Regions from separate parts of the Homo sapiens genome. Here region 1 is linked to region 2. Evidence: chromatin contacts called from ENCODE Hi-C data. All regions are on one chromosome and are shown on one strand. Each heading gives the region's core, a stretch centred on a gene start or an enhancer-like site at or near the end of the contact. The rest is flanking DNA. Distances are from core to core; before and after follow the strand shown.

Region 1 (6,027 bases), core at 386-2,885, 410 kb before region 2:
CTGGGCGTGGTGGCACATGCCTGTAATCCTAGCTACTCGGGAGACTGAGGCAGAAGAATCGCTTGAACCTGGGAGGTGGAAGTTGCAGTGAGCTGAGCACGCCACTGCACTCCAGCCTGGGCAACAAGAGTGAAACTCCATCTCAAAAAAAAAAAAGAAAATGAAACCAGGTAGTGTAGCTCCACTCCTACAAGTGCAAAGTGGATGACCTATGTAGGAGATTATTCAGTGCAACCTTATATCTGATCTTGCTGAGCTTCAGGTAAAAGCTCAGAAGTGGTAATGCCATGAGGTGGGGGCAGGGAGCAGGTTCACCTAATCAAGCCAGAAAGCAAGGCAAGTTACTAGAGATGAAATGGAAGTACTTTTTCCATAGTGTTCCTGGGAAGGGCAAGGAAGGGAACCTGACATTTATTGAGCATTTGAGTTCTATAATAAGGACTAAAAATTTCATATGATTTAGGATATACAGCTCTCGTGGAGACAGCCTGAATAAAAGTCTTTTGAAGAACACCCCAAGGTAAAGGGGTGTTGACTCATTTTCCAGGATCTGCAGACTGTGACCCAGGAAACCCTTTGCCATGCCTCACCAAATGTTGATGCATCTCTTCCACACTTGCTCCCGGTGATGGATGAAGGCAGTTCTTGTGCCATGGTCCAGCCTTCCAGGGGTCTTTAGGGGATCCTTTGTCAGTTGTAGGACAGGAAGATTGATCCACTATAGCACAAAAGTGAGGAGTGTGACGGTGATTCAGTCTCTTCCCAAATCTTTAATTCCGTGCCATCTCCAACCCACCGCTGGGCTAAGTATAAGAGATTCCAGAGGTCTGTTTCCCATTTCCACAAAGCTAACACTTGTGAGAATGGGAAACAAGTCTTAGCTCCCGTATCTGTGCAACTAGAATAATATTTCATAGGGTTGCTGTGATTATGAAACCATATGACATTTTTAGAAAACACCTGACTCAGCCTCTTTCTTACATAGCAAACGCTCAATAAATGTCAGTTTCCCTTCCTTGTCCTTCCCAGGAACACCATGGAAAAAAGTTCCATGTTGTATCCTTCTGATCCTCCCCAGATACTGTCCCCAACTTTTAGATAGTTCTCCCGCATCCTCACACTCCCTAGATTCTCCCTCATTCTCTCCATTCCCTCTAGGCCTCCTCCACAGCTCCTTAACCGTTCCCCCGTTATACTCCAATCCCAGTCCTAAAACAGATTCCAGCCCTTCTAGCCTCCTGCCGGGGCCAAGCTGTTTCCACTCCGCCAGACTCTGTGACCCTGCCCCTGTCACACTGCCTCCTTTCCCCAGTAGTCCCCGACTCCGCCCCCATGCCTGTAGGTCCCCTCCCTCCTCGCCCTGGCCACCTGGCCCCGGAAGTCGGGGGGCGGGCTCTCATAGCTACTGCCCGTCACCAGCTCGTTATTGTGCTCATATAGGGTGACTTGACCCCGAGGCGGTGGAGGAGGGAACAACCCCAGAGAGCACATCTTGCCGGTTCGCAGGACGTCTGCAGTCGGCAAACTCCTGGCCGGAACGGCACAGACCGCACTCCCGCAACTCGGTTCCCGGGCTAGATTCGTATGCGGACGGGTACCGCAAGGGACAAACGGCGAGGCGGAACTCAACGGAAGTGAAGAAAAGACTAACGGGAAAGAAGGACGAGTACGCGGTCCCGGGACAGACCTCCAAAGCTTCTTCCTGCGCCCCCTGGCGGCCGGAGGGGGAGCAGCGCGGACACGTCCCCCGGCCAACCGTTGGTTACCAGGCTGGAGTGGGGTTTTTTTCTGTTGTTTTCCATGAGACTACTGTTTTTCCCAGCTCCGAATTCCCGAACACCTTCTCCCACTCACTATCTTAGCGCTTAGAAAGCCCGAAATAAGCCACATTCAGGGAAGTACCAAATTAATCCTCCCAGGCCTGTGGATCACCCAGAGGAAAATACAGGCTATGTCACAGGCAGCTGGCTGGAAAGCTGAGGGAAAAGCCTCAGAGAGGAGGAACAGTGCTGCACCCACACGGTTAGGCGTCCTGGAAAGGGAGGTGGGGACGGTTGGAAAACTAACATTTCCTGCCAGGCGCGGTGGCTCACGCCTGTAATCCCAGCACTTTGGGAGGTCGAGGTGGGTGGATCATCTGAAAGGAGTTCGCAGACTAGCCTGGCCAACATGCTGAAAACCCCATCTATACTAAAAATACAAAAATTAGTCGGGCGTGGTGGCGGGCACCTGTAATCCCAGCTAATCGGGAGGCTGAGGCAGGAGAATCTCTTGAACTCCGGAGGGGGAGGTTGCAGTGAGCCAAGATCGCACCATTGCACTCCAGCCTGGGTAACAAGAGGGAAACTTCGTCTCAAAAAGGAAAACTTTATTTTATTTTATTTTTTTGAGAGACAGGGTCTCGCTCTATTGCCCAGGATGAAGGCAGTGGTGCTATCTCAGCTCACTGCAACCTCTGCCTCCCCGGTTCAAGCGATTATCCTGCCTCAACCTCTGGAGTAGCTGGGATTACAGGCATGCTTCACCACGCCCAGCTAAGTTTGTATTTTTAGTAGAGACGAGGTTTTACCATGTTGGCCAGGCTGGTCTCAAACTCCTGACCTCAAGTGATCTGCCTGCTTTGGCCTCCCAAATTGCTGGGATTACAGGCCTGAGCCACCTTGCCGGGCTGCAAAACTATTTCCTGAGCACTTGTTACGATAAGTGCTTTTATAATCTTTACAACCCCATAAGGTGGGTGCTGTTCTGTCACCATGAGGAAAGTGAGTCACAGAGAGATTGGACCTAGATACACCCAAACCAGTTATTCTCACTTAAGAATAAAAGTAAGGCTGGGTGTGGTAGCTCACACCTGTAATCCCAGCACTTTGGGAGGCCGAGGCTGATCTCTTGAGCCCAGGAGTTCAAGACCAGCTTGGGCAAAATAGCAAGACCCTGTATCTACAAAAAATTCAAAAGTTAGCCAGCGTGGTGGTGGCAAGCGTCTTTAGTCCAGCTACTCAGAAGGCTGAGATAGGAGAATCCAGACTACAATGATCCAAGATAGCACCACTGCACTCCAGCCTGGGTCAAAGAGCGAGACCCTGTCAAGCAAGCCAGAGAGAAAGAGCCGGGCGCGGTGGCTCACGCCTGTAATCCCAGCACTTTGGGAAGCTGAGGTGGGCTGATCCCCTGAGGTCGGGATTTCGAGACCAGCCTGACCAACATGGAGAAACCCCATCTCTACTAAAAAATACAAAACCAGCCAGGCATTGTGGTGCATGCCTGTAATCCCAGCTACTCGGGAGGCTGAGGCAGGAGAATCCCTTGAACCTGGAAGGCGGAGGTTGCAGTGAGCAGAGATCGCGCCACTGCACTCCATCCAACCTGGGCAACAAGAGCGAAACTCCGTCTCAAAAAAAAAAAAAAACAAAAAACAAAACAAAACAAAAAAAAATGGGAGGGAAGGGAGAGGGAGAAAGAAAGGAAAGAAAGAAAGAGAATGGGGGCCCCTCTTACAGACTTTGGAAAAAACATTGAATTCTTTGAGTCTCACTTTTCTCATTTGCAGTGTCCTAATTATTTCATATGGTTGTTTTCCATACAAAATAATAAAATGAAGCTATTTAATAAATTTTAAAGTGCTAAACAAATGTCAGAGGTTAATAGCTATAACTGTGCCATCAACTAGGTGACCTTGGTCAGAGTTCATTAACAAATGTTAAGTGATTTGAAGATGTAGAAGGCTGTCCCCACTCCCAAGAGCTACCAGTCTCATTGAATAATCTAGGGGGCATTTAGTTCTAGTATTCTGGATTCCGTGTCTGCCCTTCTTTTTCACCTGAAAAATTCCCCCCAAGAGAGTTATTACCAGGTCAGAAAACAAAGGGCTCCAGAGTCTCCTGAAAATGCACTTCACCTGAGAAGGCAAGTGGATCTCCTCTAATCTAGTACTTCTCAACTGTTAAGGGACATAGGAATCACCTGAGCATCTCCTAAGGTGGCGCTCAGAGGCTATAGTTCCAAAGAATCCCCAGCTGATACTGCACAGACCACATTTTAAGTAGCAAGGCTCTAACCTAGCGGTCCCCAACTTTTTGGCACCAGGTTTAGTGGAAGACAGTTTTTCCAGGGGGAGCGGGGGAGGGAATGGTTTGGGGATGAAACTGTTACACCTGAGATCATCAGGCATTAGTTGGATTCTCATAAAAAGCGGGCAACCTAGGTCCTTCACGTGCGCAGTTCACAACAGAGTTCGCGCTACTATGAGAATCTAATGCCGCTGATCTGACAGGAGGCGGAGCTCAGCTTGCTCAGCTCGTCTCCGGCTGTGCGGTTCCTTTACAGGCCACCGACACGACGGGCCGTGGCGCGACCCCTGCTCTAACCTTTTCCCATAGCCCCATTTAATTTCCTATGTGAGTTCACCGTCACCTGGGAAGTCACAGAAAGCTTGAAGAACATAAGGTATACACTGGGGATGGTTTGGGGAACCTGGCTGGGAAAGCCTCCCTGAGAAGGGGAAGTGGGCAGGTTTGAGGGAGAGGAAGTCGGTGACTGACAGATTAGTGGAGAGCACTGAGGACCCACGATAGTTTCCGTTTGTACCTTAGTCGTAACACCATCCAAACCCAGATACCCCTAGGAAAAATCACTCCGGCCTGCAACTTGCATCCTTCGATGAAACCTCGATTTTCACCATCAGGTTATAATGATCGGTTAGGTGCCTGCTTCTTACCCTGTAAGGTGAACTGGAGAGAAGGAACAGTGCTGTTCCGCCCGCTGCCCCCGCCCTGGCCTGGCACAAGTACTGTCCCCTCCTCCATACTGCTTATTTAACGTTTGTGGAACGCTTTTCACCATTTGCGGGTTCTAGAAAGGCCCAAGTCCAGGCCCGGCGCGCTCACCCAGTAACTTCACCAGGGGGCGCGGCTGGCCAGGCAACGCAGCGACCGTGACCCACGCCCTATGGGCTCCGAGCGCTTAGCGGGCGGTCTCCGCCGGCCCCTCCCTACGACCTGGGCGGGAACCGAGAGAGCGCGCAGGCCGCTTCTAAAAGGGGCCCCCTACTTTGGGAGTCGTCACCGGAGCCTGGGTGCCCGGAGCTCCGCCCGCTACCCCTTCCCGGGCCCGCTGGAGCCCGGCGTCCCGACCCGGGGCCGGTAACCAGGCGCACATGGCCCGCCCGGCCCTGTTTGTCCTGGCAGCGCGCCGCCGCTATTTGAAGCGGTTTTTATCTCCCAGAAACCAGCAAAACCCCAAGCGGAGTCTAGGGAAGATGAAAGGGGCCGAAGGGTTGGGGAGGGGAGGACCGCGAGGCTGCGGCGGGCGGGAGCTGGCACCGGACAGGCGGAGACCGGGAGGCGAGAGGGCCAGACTCTGGGGGGTCCGGAGGAGCCCGCCCGGCGGGGTTGAGGCGGGATCCCGGGGTTCCACTCCAGGCCGCCGCCTCGCTCAGACCAGCTCCAAGGCGCCCCCCGCCTTTCCTCTGCCCCAGCCCCCTCTCCCGGGTCTCTTCCGTCACAGCCCCCAGCCCACTAAAGAAGTCTTCGGAACTCGGATTTCTTCAAAGCGCCTTTGAAGTCGCGCGCCCAGCCGGAGGGCAGGAGATTTCGCACCTGGGCGGGGGCGGGAGTGGCGTCAGGGTGGGGAGGGGGCTCGTAACCCGAGCCCCCCCAGGATCGCCGGCCCCCTCCCACCCGTAGCAGCCCCTCTTGCGACCCGTGCGGTGGACAGTCCGACGCGGGGCGCAGCTGGGAGTCGGGCCCAGGCCGGGGGGAGCGGCCTGTGAGCCCCCTCAGCCCAGCGGGGTAACCTTGGGGGGCGGGGGCCGCACAAAGCCCTATTGTGGCTCGGGGATGCTGCCACAGAGTGGTTTTTGTTCTTCGGCTAACTCCGTGGCGGGCACGACTGATTGCAGACCCAGGGCAGGGGGCGGGTTACGTGCCAGGCCCAGTCTGCCCGCCGGGAGCCGCACCACCGCCCGACTGGGGCCGCGCAGGAGTCCGCACTGCAACCGCGGTGCCCGCGCTCGGGTCGCGTCACTGC
Region 2 (6,891 bases), core at 375-2,874:
CTTAGGCTCCTGAGCTCTCAGCTCTTTTCATCTCTCTGAGCTGCCTACCCCCATGAATTCTAGGGAAGCAGAAAGCTTCTGCTGGCATCCAAGAGACAAAGGGAAGGGGAGGATATAAGGAAAGACAGGTTCTGTCCCTTGACTTATTATTCCAGGAAGTCAAGAATTCTGGAGGCGGCAACTTCAAGGGTGGAGTGAGGCGCTTAGCAGGAACGTGGTGGGGGTGGGGAGATGGAATGTGGGGGCCTGGAGCCAGGAAAGCCCCACCCCAGGGCAGGGAACAGACTAGAAAGTGGGAAGTAAGGGGCCCCAAGAAGTGGAAATGTATATTTAACGTTGAGGAAAGGGGAGATAGTTCAAAAAGAACCTAACATTCTTCTCTCCAGACTGTGCCTGCAGCAGGACTAGAAACCTACTGGTTTCACTTTAGTATTTCTCTCCTCATTTTCTCTCTGCTCCCCTCAGCCTCCATCCTTCCATCTGTTTGTATTGGTAGCTGGAGACACACTACAGGATGGGGTTGAGAGGAAGGGGTGTTCCAAGTTAGCTGGGGAGAGTTAATTGGAAAATATGAGGGTGGGGTGAGGACAGATAACAATAATAACGATCAAAAGAACTCCTCAGTCCAGGGCTGTGAGATGGCCCTCTTATTCATCACTCCTTTCCAGCCCACTAATCTATTTCCTGTGTCACTCACAGCTGACATGTCCAACCAGCCATTGTCACTAGTCATATGCACGCCCCCAAACATCACAAACCCACACCAGGCTGAAGTCCAGGGGACAGGAACTTTAAAAGAAAACAGAAACTCAGTGGATAAAGGTGAGCCAGCAACACAAAAAGGAGCAACTTCTGTCCCCCAAATAGGTAGAACAAAAAGTTTTTTTTAATGTTCATCTCCCTGAAAAATTCCTGGTTGAAACTAATCCATGTTTTCTCCAAATGCAATTCTTCCAGCTTTCTAAGGGTGGGGGTAAATTGTCCCCAAAGATATACCTGGAGAACCCTAAAATACACCCCACAAAGAAAATCCGTAACAGCTGTAAACGTTCTTCATGTCCGAAAGAAAGTTTTGGGCACCTAAGATGTAGGTGTGTAGCCTGATTCAGATGTTCACATGATGGGGCGGAGAGCGGGTGTCCCATCCCCTACTCTGTAGGGCTCTAGAGTTCCTTGACATTCTACACCTTGGAAGGTCCCCCTTCCTCCCCAGGGATTCAGCGTCGTAAAGGCCTTTGGATTTGCGTAGGGGAGAGAGGGAAGACGTGTAGGGGACACGTCTTGCCTGGGAGCGAATAAGCAGATTTCAGCTCCCTTGAAGGGATCAGCTTTATAGAGACGCATTGAGAAGAAGGAGAGGACGACGAGGGGGCGCCCCCCACCCCCAATCAGAGTCCCCTTGAAACCAAGAACTCCCCAAACAGCGGGGGTGGCTTCTCCAGTACGGAAAGGGTTACAACCCAAACGCTCCTGTATTCCCCTTCGACAGTTCCCTTACGTTATCCTTCCCCAAACTGGAAAGTGGGGTGACCCTCCCCTCCCATAAGATCGCCCCCAATTAGGCCAAGTTTCTTACCCAACAGACGGATCAGCTGTTCCCCTCACCTTTCACCAACAACAAAAACAGCACTCCGACTTCTGGAGGGGAGGGAGAAGAGTGGGCGCGAGGGCTTCTGGGGTTTGTGGTTCTTCTGCGCCCTTTTGCCGCTGCGTGCTCGGATCTAGGACTATACATCCCAGAAGGCTGCGCGCAAGGAGGGCGGGGAAGAGGGCGTCCGTGACGGCGGCCTCACCGCGGCATCCTGGGAGGCGTAGTTCTCACTCCTATGACAGAAAACGAGGGTGTGGCCAGCAAAGGACTTCAAGGCCCATGATCCCTTAGGAGGGGGCCGGCTGCATTAGGGGTGGCTGCTGGTTTGTAACGTGCGTTGTTGGGGGCTGGGGAGGATTTACGGCTCTAAAGCCTTCCATATAACGCTTTAACGGTGGGCAGAGCGGTTTCTGTTGCGTCCCGTCCTGTACTTTTCGCACCCACCTGTGAGATAGGCGTTAAGCGTTATGCACGCTTTATAGATGTAGAAAGTGAAGTACGGTTAAGGAGGCGGTGTGAAGTGTCAAAGCTATGAAATGTAGAACTGCATTAGCCTTGGCTAATTCCACGTCATATATTCTTGCCACTACACCACAGCTACCCACCATTTTGGGGATGGGAAACTGATAGCTGGGGTATAGCAGTTTCTTCTTTACTTCAATCTCAGGGACAGACCTTGTAAGAATGATGTCTTCTGCACAGCTGACCATTTTTTTCCAACTTGAGGATTTCAGTGCTAAGGGGCCTGACCATATCCACATCTGGACTGGGCTCCCCCAGAGTGGCTTCTGGGTCTAGGAAGAGGATACAATTGACTGAGGTGGTGGTAGGAGCGGTGGAATGAGAAGAATGAAATTGAAAAGGGAGCTTGGCATAATTCAGGACCTGTCACAATTCACAAACAAGCCACTTATGGGGCCTGTTTGCCCAAGCCTTTTAAGTGGCTTAAATTAATTAGGATAACAATACATGTTGACGTTCCGGTTTTTATTTAGGAGAGGTGAAAGATTGACACGTCTCCCACACCCCAAGTCACGTTATAGACTTGGGCATCCTGTCCCCCCTCTCGCTATTCTCCATCCCTGTAGTCGGAGGCATTCAGAATTACCTCTTTCTCTGGCTCTGCATTAAAGGATTACAGTCTTAAGGATTGATTTCCTCTTCCTAGGTGCCTGCTTTAATTCTCTACTGCACTAAGTTATGGAGCTTCTGCCTTTTCCAAGTTTTTTGGTAGTGTTTTGCTTTTATGACTGAATGCGGTGTCTGCCCTCAGTGTCTTTCATCTGAAGATCTCCAGGCACTTAAAAATTAGTTACTGGGCTGCACAAACATTAAGGTGATGTGTCTGTGTCATTAGTCAGGATTTATGAGTTAGGGAACCAGTTTCTGGATGAGGAGGTAGCTCAAGGTCTGGAGTGGGTTAAGAGTGAGGTCTGTTCAAGGACCCAAGTCTCAAGAGTTCTTGGCTCTTGTCTTCCGCCCAAAATAAAGGTCTACGAGAAAACAGTCTCGGAGCTAAAAATGGTAACAACTTCCATTTCTTGGGTGCTTATGATCTGTTCAAACTATGCTAAGAATTTTCCCATTTAATACAACAGGCTTATGTAATACGCCTTGTTATTATCCCCATTTTACACATGATGAGATTGAGGCACAATTAATGACTTGCCTGGAGTCATCCAGCTAGTGAGTGGCAGAATCAAGATTTAAGCACAAGCAGTCACCATACTCCCAGTCCAGAAACTCTGGCATGTGATACTAACTCCCATTGTTCTAAGGAACAGTGCTGGTTCATTAACAGGAGACAAATGTTCACTGAGCATTTATGTGCTCAGTGCAAGGCACAAAGTAATGTGAAACAGATTCATTCAACAAATATGTGGCAGGTACTATGCTAGGTATTCAGTTACTTTTATTGAAAGAATGAATAGTAAATATTCATTATTTTAAAATAATATATGTAATTCATTATTTTAAAATAATAAATGTAATTCATTATTTTAATTATAGTCATTACTTTCAAATATTCAAGTATTTGAAGGATAGATTAAATTTGGATAGTTTGGCAAGATGGGGACTGGGGAGGGTAAGCTTCTTCTAGGCCAAAGCAAAGATTTGGAGGTGGGAATGGATAATGAGCCTAGAGTCACATAATAGCACATCAATTTCAACCTTTATTTATGTATTTAGGCAAACTCAGATTATTGGTAATGTCTGCCTGAAATGTTGTGTTGAGGATTCTGAGGAAAGAGTGCTGGGTAGTAATGTCTGCCATGTACTCCAGATGGAAAATGGCAGTTGTAGTGGATGGACTAATTGTTTGAAATTATTTCCTCTCTCATTCCTGCCCACTGCCATGTGACTTGCAGTATCTCCTGTAGAAGGAATAGATGTCTCATGTCATTGACTTTGGGCTTTGTCATGTTTCATAATTTGGCTGATGGGATGTGAACAGATGTGACTCATGCCATGTTTGAACACATGAGTTTCCACTTTCTTGTTCTTCTCTGCCACTAGAATGGGAATAATCCACATGAGAGTTGCTCCTTCTGCCTGGGCCTGGGAATGAGAAGACCTGTGGAGCTGAGCTACTGCTTACCCACAACCTGCATATACATAAATCAGAAGCCAGCACTGGTTGTTGTGAGTCGCTTAGATTTTGGGGTAGGTTGTGATTGCAGCAAAGCTGAATAAAAGCTACAGTTGGAGGCCAGGCGTGGTAGCTTGCTCCTGTAATCCCAGCACTTTGGGAGGCCAAGGTGGGCGGATCACTTGAGGTCAGGAGTTCAAGACCAGCCTGGCCAACTGGTGAAACCCCATCTCTACCAAAAATACAAAAATTAGCCAGGTATGGTGGCGCGTGCCTGTAATCCCGGCTACTTGGGAGGCTGAGGCAGGAGAATCGCTTGAACCCAGGAGGCAGAGGTTGCAGTGAGCCAGAATGGTACCACTGTTCTCCAGCCTGGGCAACAGAGTGACACTCTGTCTCAAAAAACAAAACAAACAACAACAACAACAACAACAACAACAAAAAGAAGCTACAGTTGGATAATTGGATAATGGAAGATAAAATTGGAAAGACAGACTTAAGCCAGAGTATAGAGAGTTTTGAATGTCAAGTGAGCCAGAGCCTATGTGTTTATCAGAACCTGTTTCTTTCTTTTTCTTGGACACACAGCTGTACCACATTTTTTTATTTTTTTATTTTTATTTTTTATTTTTTTATTTTTTTGAGACGGAGTCTTGCTCTGTCGCCCAGGCTGGAGTGCAGTGGCGCCATCTCAGCTCACTGCAAGCTCCGCCTCCCAGGTTCATGCCGTTCTCCTGCCTCAGCCTCCCAAGTAGCTGAGACTACAGGTGCCCGTCACCACACCTGGCTAATTTTTTTGTATTTTTGGTAGAGACGGGGTTTCACCGTGTTAGCCAGGATGGTCTCGATCTCCTGACCTCGTGATCCGCCCGCTTCGGCCTCCCAAAGTGCTGGGATTACAGGCAAGAGTCACCGCGCCCGGCCTAGCTATACCACATTTTTAAGCTTCTCCTTTAATTAATGTGTTCCATTTTCAAGTCTGGCCCATAAAACCCTCCAAAAAAGTTCCTTCCTATTTTTTTTCCTGTCTAGCTTGATGAAGATGACCTTAGGCACAGTGACCCTGAAGGCCACATGTTAAAGACAGTGGAGCCACAGGATGGAAGGAAGCTGGTTCCCTGAATCATCACGTGGCAGAGAGCGGACCACTAATCAGGATCATGTGTTTCAGATTTCACTTGACCAATAAATCAATTTCAATTTTGTTACACTGCTAAAATGGGTTTATTTTTTATAGTAGCTACTGTTTTCCTCATCAATACATCATGTACAAAGGTTTGGACTTCACTCCCATCAGGAATGGGAAGTTAGTCACTGAAGATTTTTTGAAAAAGGGGAATAATACTGTGAAGACAGGTGGAAGTTACAGTTATTGGGATCAAAGAATATTTCTGAGTGAGAGTGGGAGATTTGGGGACTGTTGTTTTTTTTTTAAGAATATAGTTTAACTCGTCTGGGGAAGGGAGATGACTGCCATGATTGTCGAAGGGCTCCGTAGAACTTGGGAAGGAGCTGCTGAAAAGTGAATCCATTTCCCTGAAATGTTGTCTCTTTTCTCTTTTGCAAAAGTCCTAATTCTGGTATTGCCTCATGTAGTTCGGTGCCCACCACATAATAAATGTTTAATGGAAGCTGGCCCTGGACTCTGGGAATGCTTTGAGGAGCTACCACTAGTTGAGTGCCTACTATGTGAGAGGTGCTCTTTCACCCATTGAATCATCACAATAACTGTGCAAGGTGCTATCCAGATTTTACAGATGAAGAGACTGAGACTTTAAGAGTAACTTACTGGCTGGGCGCGGTGGCTCATGTCTATAATCTCAGCATTTTGGGAGGCCAACGCCGGCAGATTGCTTGAGCACAGGAATTAGAGACCAGCCTGGGCAACATGGCAAAACCTGTTTCTACTAAAAATACAAAAATTAACCAGGTGTGGTGGTGCACACCTGTAGCCCCAGCTACTCGGGAGGCTGTGGTGGGAGAATCACCTGAGCCTGGGAAATCAAAGCTGCAGTGAGCCATGAATGCACCAACTGTACTCCAGCCTGGGCGACGAGAATGTGACCGGTCTAAAAAAAAAAAAGCCTCTAAGAACAATCTTATTCTGAAACCTATACCTTTCCCAATATAACAAGATGCTTTCTGAGAAAATAATGATGGCCAGTGTTATTAATAGTACTGAGTGTCTGCCATGTATCAGGCACTCTGCTGGGTGCTTTACAAACACTCAGAAGCAGCTCTATCAGATATTGTAGGCTGTTCTGAATGTTTCCAAACTGTGGACTCTGTGGGAAGTAGGAAAAACATTGATGTAATTTTAGCGCAAAGTTTGATATCCTTGGGGCTTTTCTTTAAGGTCTCCGGCCCATTTTCTTTTGTCCTCTTAGTTCCTTGGTTGACCTAGGGCTGGGTGGAAGAATGGTTTAGAGTTCTCAACTATACTCAGGTCTGCAGCTCCTTCACTCCGCAGACCCGTCAACCCACTCTACTATCAAAGTGTTCAGATCATATTATTATTATATAATTTTTATCAATGAAAAAAACCAAAGTTCAGAAAGATTAAATAACTTGAGCAAAGCCACATAGCTAGTATGAGGTTTATTTATTTATTTTTGAGAGAGAGTCTTACTCTGTCACCCAGGCTGGAGTGCAGTGGCATGATTTCAGCTCACTGCAAACTCTGCCTCCAGGGTTCAAGCAATTCTCCTGC

Evidence for each region. Hi-C counts contacts between places; a loop is a spot of excess contacts on that map. Pooled maps may share reads with other maps.
Region 1: a map of gastrocnemius medialis shows a loop between it and region 2 (5-fold over the local background). The contact joins the promoter of AAAS here to the promoter of CALCOCO1 in region 2. A Hi-C loop is called at or near these places in 3 of 168 maps with a recorded cell type or tissue (gastrocnemius medialis and naive thymus-derived CD4-positive, alpha-beta T cell), 3 of 37 single-sample maps with no recorded cell type and 16 of 50 pooled maps.

What each region holds. Positions count from the first base shown.
Region 1 is chr12:53,319,975-53,326,001 of GRCh38, forward strand. It overlaps AAAS (aladin WD repeat nucleoporin), which reads right to left and starts at 1,636. Exons shown (of 16, transcript NM_015665.6): 1 at 1,369-1,636; 2 at 591-718. The coding sequence starts at 1,491. RefSeq lists enhancers at 175-264, 1,483-1,672, 1,753-1,802, 3,815-4,548 and a silencer at 4,862-5,361.
Region 2 is chr12:53,725,828-53,732,718 of GRCh38, forward strand. CALCOCO1 (calcium binding and coiled-coil domain 1) reads right to left here and starts at 1,625. Exons shown (of 15, transcript NM_020898.3): 1 at 1,577-1,625. LOC105369774 (a long non-coding RNA gene) reads left to right here and starts at 752. Exons shown (of 3, transcript XR_944973.3): 1 at 752-822; 2 at 4,109-4,255; 3 at 5,214-5,400. RefSeq lists enhancers at 1-400, 1,718-1,777.